Linked DNA regions of Homo sapiens: region 2 is linked to region 1. Evidence: read pairs that join two places in POLR2A ChIA-PET (ENCODE). Cell type or tissue: PC-9. All regions are shown on one strand. Links, peaks and the distances in the headings refer to the core of each region. The heading gives the core; the rest is flanking DNA. Region 1 has its middle 170 kb from the start of COBL. Region 2 overlaps GRB10 (growth factor receptor bound protein 10).

What was found. Peaks named below come from ENCODE experiments on the same cell type or tissue, not always from the same donor. Only the 100,000 strongest peaks of a DNase experiment are listed, where the experiment ranks them.
Region 2: POLR2A ChIA-PET joins it to region 1 with 7 read pairs; 2 of 35 experiments call an interaction of 5 or more read pairs at or near these places.

What each region holds. Positions count from the first base shown.
Region 1 is chr7:51,487,395-51,490,309 of GRCh38, reverse strand. No RefSeq gene overlaps it. Among named protein-coding and RNA genes, the nearest start is that of COBL, 170 kb to the right of the region's middle. In PC-9, for the core only: no CTCF peak of the experiment used is centred there; no DNase peak of the experiment used is centred there; H3K27me3 peaks cover 2,500 bases.
Region 2 is chr7:50,617,459-50,620,373 of GRCh38, reverse strand. It overlaps GRB10 (growth factor receptor bound protein 10), which reads left to right. Exons shown (of 19, transcript NM_001350814.2): 9 at 1,089-1,204; 10 at 2,235-2,303. Among named protein-coding and RNA genes, the nearest start is that of DDC, 54 kb to the right of the region's middle. In PC-9, for the core only: no CTCF peak of the experiment used is centred there; a DNase peak (open chromatin) is centred at 1,863.

The sequences.
Region 1 (2,915 bases), core at 281-2,780:
ACAGTGTCATTTTATTTTAGTGATCATAAATGTATTTCTAAAAGCTTATATAGTTTTCACTGAAAACAAGCTCATGAACATAGAGCTGAAAACTCATTTTTTCTTGCTTATCTTCCCTAGAAAGTTCATATCATGTCACAAGCAGAGCTGTAGAAATATAACTGAGGTGGTTTTGGAGGAAATACAGCATTTTCAGGAGACCAAATATTTTTCTCTGCAAATGTGCTAAACAATAGTCAATGGTGTTCATAAAATAACTTCACAGTGATAAATGTGAATGGTCCCATTGTAAACGTTGCATTGAGTGAAAATGTTGGCAGGAGTGGTGGGACTTGGGAACTCTTTCTAAGTTTTTCTTTATCATAAGAGTAAGTTTAGAAAGTTGGACAAGCAGGTAGGTAATTGCATGAATAAATAAGATTCCCAAAGATCCTTGGACTCAGAGACACCAAGATAATCCATGAGCATAACTGAAAAATGAGGCAAAGAGATGCAGGAAGAAGAGATGGAGAAGACATGGCACAATAACAAGAGTGCAGAAAACATCCAATTACAAAAGTGATTGTCAAAGTTCATTCCCAGGAGCACAGTGTTGTCTGAGCTGCTCAGAAGTATCCCGCCCCATAGAACGCAATAGCAACATCCTTCTCACATAAAGTCATCATCACTCAGTTAACCAAACTTTTCTTAAGTTTTTGTTGTTGCTGTTGTTTGTGTTTTGTTTTTTGTTTTTGTTTTTGCTTTTGTTTTTGTTTTTTGAGATGGAGTCTTACTCTGTTGCCCAGGCTGGAGTGCAGTGGTGCTATCTCGGCTCACTGCAACCTCCGCCTCCCGGGTTCAAGGGATTTTCCTGCCTCAGCCTCCCAAGTAGCTGGGATTACAGGCACCTGCCACCATGCCCAGCTAATTTTTGAATTTTTAGTAGAGACAGGGTTTCACCATGTTGAAACCAGACTGGTGCTGAACTCCTGACCTCAAGTGATCCACCCACTTTGGCCTCCCAAAGTGCTGGGATTACAGGCATGAGCCATTGCACCCTGCCAATTTAAGTATTTCCTCCACTACAATATTAAAACTTTTTGTACCTATTCCTGCCTCTAGACCCTTGCCTTCCTGAGTTTTGCAGCAGTTCAGCTCTGAGACCAGCTCTTCCTCCTGCAGCCCAGGGCTAGAATCTTGGTAATGCCTTTGTTTCCAGTTCCCCTTAGATTCCATTGCACCCAAGTGCTGAACCCTGCCTTACTCAATCATCTCTTAGCTGACTTTGTCATATTTTAAGCCAATGGCTTTCAATTCTAATGTTTTTCCTTATTTCTTATTATAAAAATAATACAATGTCATTGCTGAAAATCTGCAAAATACAGAGAAGCACAAAAAAGAAAACGTTTGAATCACCTCCAGGGAGAGCTACAGTAAATATTATCTAATTTTCCAGTAATTTTCTGTATATTTTTGTAGAAATGAGATCATGTAGTGTGAATATACCATGTAATAAACATTTTTTTTCTGTTCTCACTCTTCTGCCACAGAGCTTCATGGTAGACTATTATGGATTCTAACTTTTATATATGTGCAAGATGTACTTACTGGATCCCTCTATGTGATAATTTAGTATGTTTCAGATATTTCACCATTACAGATCATGCTAAAAATACTCCTTTATCTCCTTTAATGTATCCATCATTCTCTGCCACATACTTTAAAAAGAGAGTCAACATCCTCTGCTTCGGAAGGCAGAGAATTGTATTGTTAGGAATATTTTTGTAAAAGAATTTGGGAGAGTTGTTAGTATAAATGAATAATGTTTTTAAAGATGTTGGAAGTAGAGTAAGTGTCAGCTTGTTTTTGTGCTGCTATAACAGAATAGTATAGATTGGTTAATTAATAATGTACATATGTTTACTTGGCTTATGGTTCTGAGGCTGGGAAGTCCAAGATCAAGGGGCCCCATCTAGCGAGGGCCTTTCTGCTGCATCACAAACATGACAGAAGGCATCATATGGTGAGAGAGGGAACCCATCCTTTTATAAGGAGCCCACTCCCACAATAATGGCATTAATCCATTCATGAAGGCAAAGCCCTCATGACCTAATCACCTCTTAAAGGTCCCACCTCTCAACACTGTTGCAATGGGGATTGAGTTTCCAACATATGAACTTTGGGAGAGGTGTTCAAACCATAGCAGCAAGCTTTATTCATTTACTTCTGTATCTCTTAAATGAACTGTCTCATTCCTCCAAAATGTTAAGAAATATGAGAAACTCTTTACAATAGCCAATATAGATGCAATTAGTAACAGCTATTAGGTAACTTTTCTTTCCCTCTGCACTGGCTATTGCTTGTACCCCCCAGAAAAAGCCAGGGAACAAGAGAGGGTCAATACAGACAGAAGAACATACAGACAGCTGGAGGGGAAAGGCCGTTTATTCCAACTTCCCTCATTATTCATAGAATGAGACTGAGGTTCAAAGAGAGAAAGTGACTTCCCCGAGATCAAGAGGGAATCCCAGCAGAAACAGGAGCTTCAGACTCCAGTGTCCTGAATAAAATCTTTCCTTCTCTATAATGCTGGCTTTGTCAAAGCCACATCCACTGCTCACTCCGCAGAAAGACCATCAGCATGAGTTGTGCATGAAGTCAGGGGAAGTTTATTAGACCTACAGCAGTGGGGAAGAATACCAGCTTGCCTGAGTCTTAAAGGTGTTGGAAGGAGAAGAGGGATTTTGACAGGGTCTGGGAGACTGGCCTCAAGGGGTCTTTCAAGGTGGAGGACAGATTGTAAATGAGTGCTGTTCATGATTTAGGATTGGGGAACACAGCAAGGTGAGCATTTTAAGCCCTTCTTTATAAGTAAACTACTCCTTGATAAGCAAAGGAGTAGTTTGCTGACTAGACTTGAGAGAATAGCTATTGTC
Region 2 (2,915 bases), core at 309-2,808, 870 kb after region 1:
ATTCCTTCCTTCCAAGATGAAACTTTCCTCAAGATTCCAGTCTGGCTGCAGGAGAGGAGGGTAGGGTCTTAGGATAACAGAACTACCCTGGTGTCAATTCCATAGCATGTTAATCTGTACCATTTTGGCATCACTTCACACTTTGACCCTGCTGTACATTTGTTCATCTTGTTTATTCCATGATTTAATAAGGTTAGTTTCCCATGGCCACCATCCTCCCATGACAGTTTCTGAGGAGGTGCCTGGGAAGGGACGTAACTGCCATGAAAGGGAGCAGTGCGGCCTCTCTGGGCACACGCTGTTCTAGAGTATGCTGAGTTCTTCCCGCTCCACTTGGAACCACTGTGTTCACACAGTGAGGGAAGCGACTTTTCCCTTTCTGGGGGACAGTGCTGCTATGTAAGATGCTGTGAAGGAGGCGTGTGCGTACGTGCATGTGTGTGTGTGTACGTGTCCACAGCGGGTGCTGGAGGATGGAGTGTGTTTTCTTCCCTGCCTTCACGTGTAATTCGGTTGACAAGAACTATTCCATGATGTGCGTGCGGGCTTCAGTGTGAAAGATGAGTATGTACGTACAGTCTTGCTGTGCATCACGGCCTCTCCCACAGTACACAGCACCATCTTTTCTGGCAACCAAGTTTGATGTCATCAAAAAGCTTCTATCTCCTTCCATCTCTGCACCTTCTTGGTCATCCCCCTCCTCCACCTCTTTCAAGTTCTTTCTCCTTTGTCTTTGAATATTGTCTCACTTGTTATAGTCTTTACAAGAGTTGAAATTTCTCAATTTAAGGGCAAAATCATTTGCTAAGAGTCTTACGGGCTCATTCCTTAACATCTGGTTGATGCCAAATTCAAAAAGTATATAAAAATAAGTATTGACCTGAATTCTTCATGCTGTATATCTTAAGACCTCTTATGCATTTGGTAATGCATTAAAGAGAGATTTAAATTTAGTTTCCTTCCTGACCTCATCTTTATTCATAATGTTTAAAGAAGAATAGAAAGTTGAACAAATCTTCCATTTGGTTGTAAAGCTACCATGAATTTCCCACCTGTTGCGTCTCACACGTGATGCTTTGCCCCTGCAGAGAGGTGCTTGGAAGACCATGAGCTGGTGGTCCAGGTGGAGAGTACCATGGCCAGTGAGAGTAAATTTCTATTCAGGAAGAATTACGCAAAATACGAGTTCTTTAAAAATCCCATGGTGAGTCTTACCTCTTCAGGTTTGGGGTTTGGGACTCTTGAAATCTTGAAGTTTATACTTGGGTTTCATAGTATCAGATTAGAAAGTGACTGAGAGGCATGGTGTAGCATATGGGTTTGAGAATCAGAGTTGTAGTTTAATGAAGCAGTCCTTGCTTGAAACCCAGTCTCATGCTTCACTAAATGTGCGTGGGACTGGCTGAAGGTAGAGGTCTCCTTCTTCACATAGACACAGTGTAAAGGGGGTTAGTCTCTAAGACAGGAGCTGGGAGAGGCTGGGTGTTTTCTGTTATTTTGAAAGTTCTCAGTTGAACTGATCAAACACTTAGCAGAAGAAAAACTCATTATTCTCTGCAAATAGCAAATATATTTTGTGATCATACGTGGAAGAATGACTAGAGAAATCAGTGCGATTGGTTGGTGTCTTGAGCTGGTCACCTTGATCTCTCTTTTCTTTCTTTGGGAGAGGCACTTGTCCTGTGAGAGGCCAGGATAGGGAGGGCACCTCCTAGCTCCTGGGGCACTCGCTGTCATCCTGAGTCATGGGTCAGAGCTGCATCAACTGGGGAGAAGACCCAGGGCCATTTCTGACTCTGATAATGTAGCTGCTTTTTTATTCCAAAGTAAGAAATTTGAAGACTGTTTTTGGGGAATGCAGCAGAACAGGCTTTTCTCGTGACTGGGCTTACCTTTTAGTTTCAGGAATTCTTTATCTCACGCTGTGCACTTGTGCCACTGGGCTGGGACGCTGGCATCGCTCTTTGCCATGGAGCATGCTGTGAGACATGAATCCCTTAGTAAACATAGTTGGTATTCCACACTAGTACCCAGCATTTCAGGAAACAAAATACAACCTTTTGAAGGAGGTGTTTCTTCTGTGTGATAGGAGAATAAAAAGGACCGCCATTTTAAATACAGGTGTATGTAATTATACTGGTAGGAATAGTTTTAAAATTGACATATCTATATGACATACCTTCCCTCACTTTGAAGCTAACCTTTTACGTATTTGTTTTTTCCCATTTTCTTAGAATTTCTTCCCAGAACAGATGGTTACTTGGTGCCAGCAGTCAAATGGCAGTCAAACCCAGCTTTTGCAGGTACTGGGCCACAATAGATCTCTGCTGAAATAGACTTTCTGAATAGAAATCCTCTTGGAACTGAATGGCAGCATTGTAAAAAACCTAAAGAGATCGCATCTTTCACCATTTATAACCTTGGCTCTTAAGCCGGAGGGGTGGTTGGGGGGAGGGTTTAGAGTAACCAGAAATTAAAAGTTTCCTTGGAAAATCTGTGTGTAGCTGGGTTCCTTCTAAGCCAAACAGGCACTTACACGATGCCCTTGCTCTGACTTAGAAGAGTCCAGTGATGCCACTGCTGAGTGTGGGCCAGGGGGTGCATGGAGAAACCCCAGTCTCAGGGCTCCCTCCCCAGCTCCTTTCTGAGCAGGGGTCCCAGGTCAGGCCACCGCCTAGCTGCTTGGAAATCTCTGCAGAAGCACAGAGTCTATAGTAAAAGATGATCGGGTTACCACAACAGACTTTTAAAAGTAACTTGCCATATATTACAAATAAAGAAACCTGCTTTAATTGTCCTGATTCATAAAGTCTGTTCTAAGAAAACCTGGTCTCTCCCCACCTCCTCTTCCAGTGGAGGGAGCCACCAGGGCCTCTGTGCCCAGCTCTCACACACACTCCTCCGGGGAAGCTGGG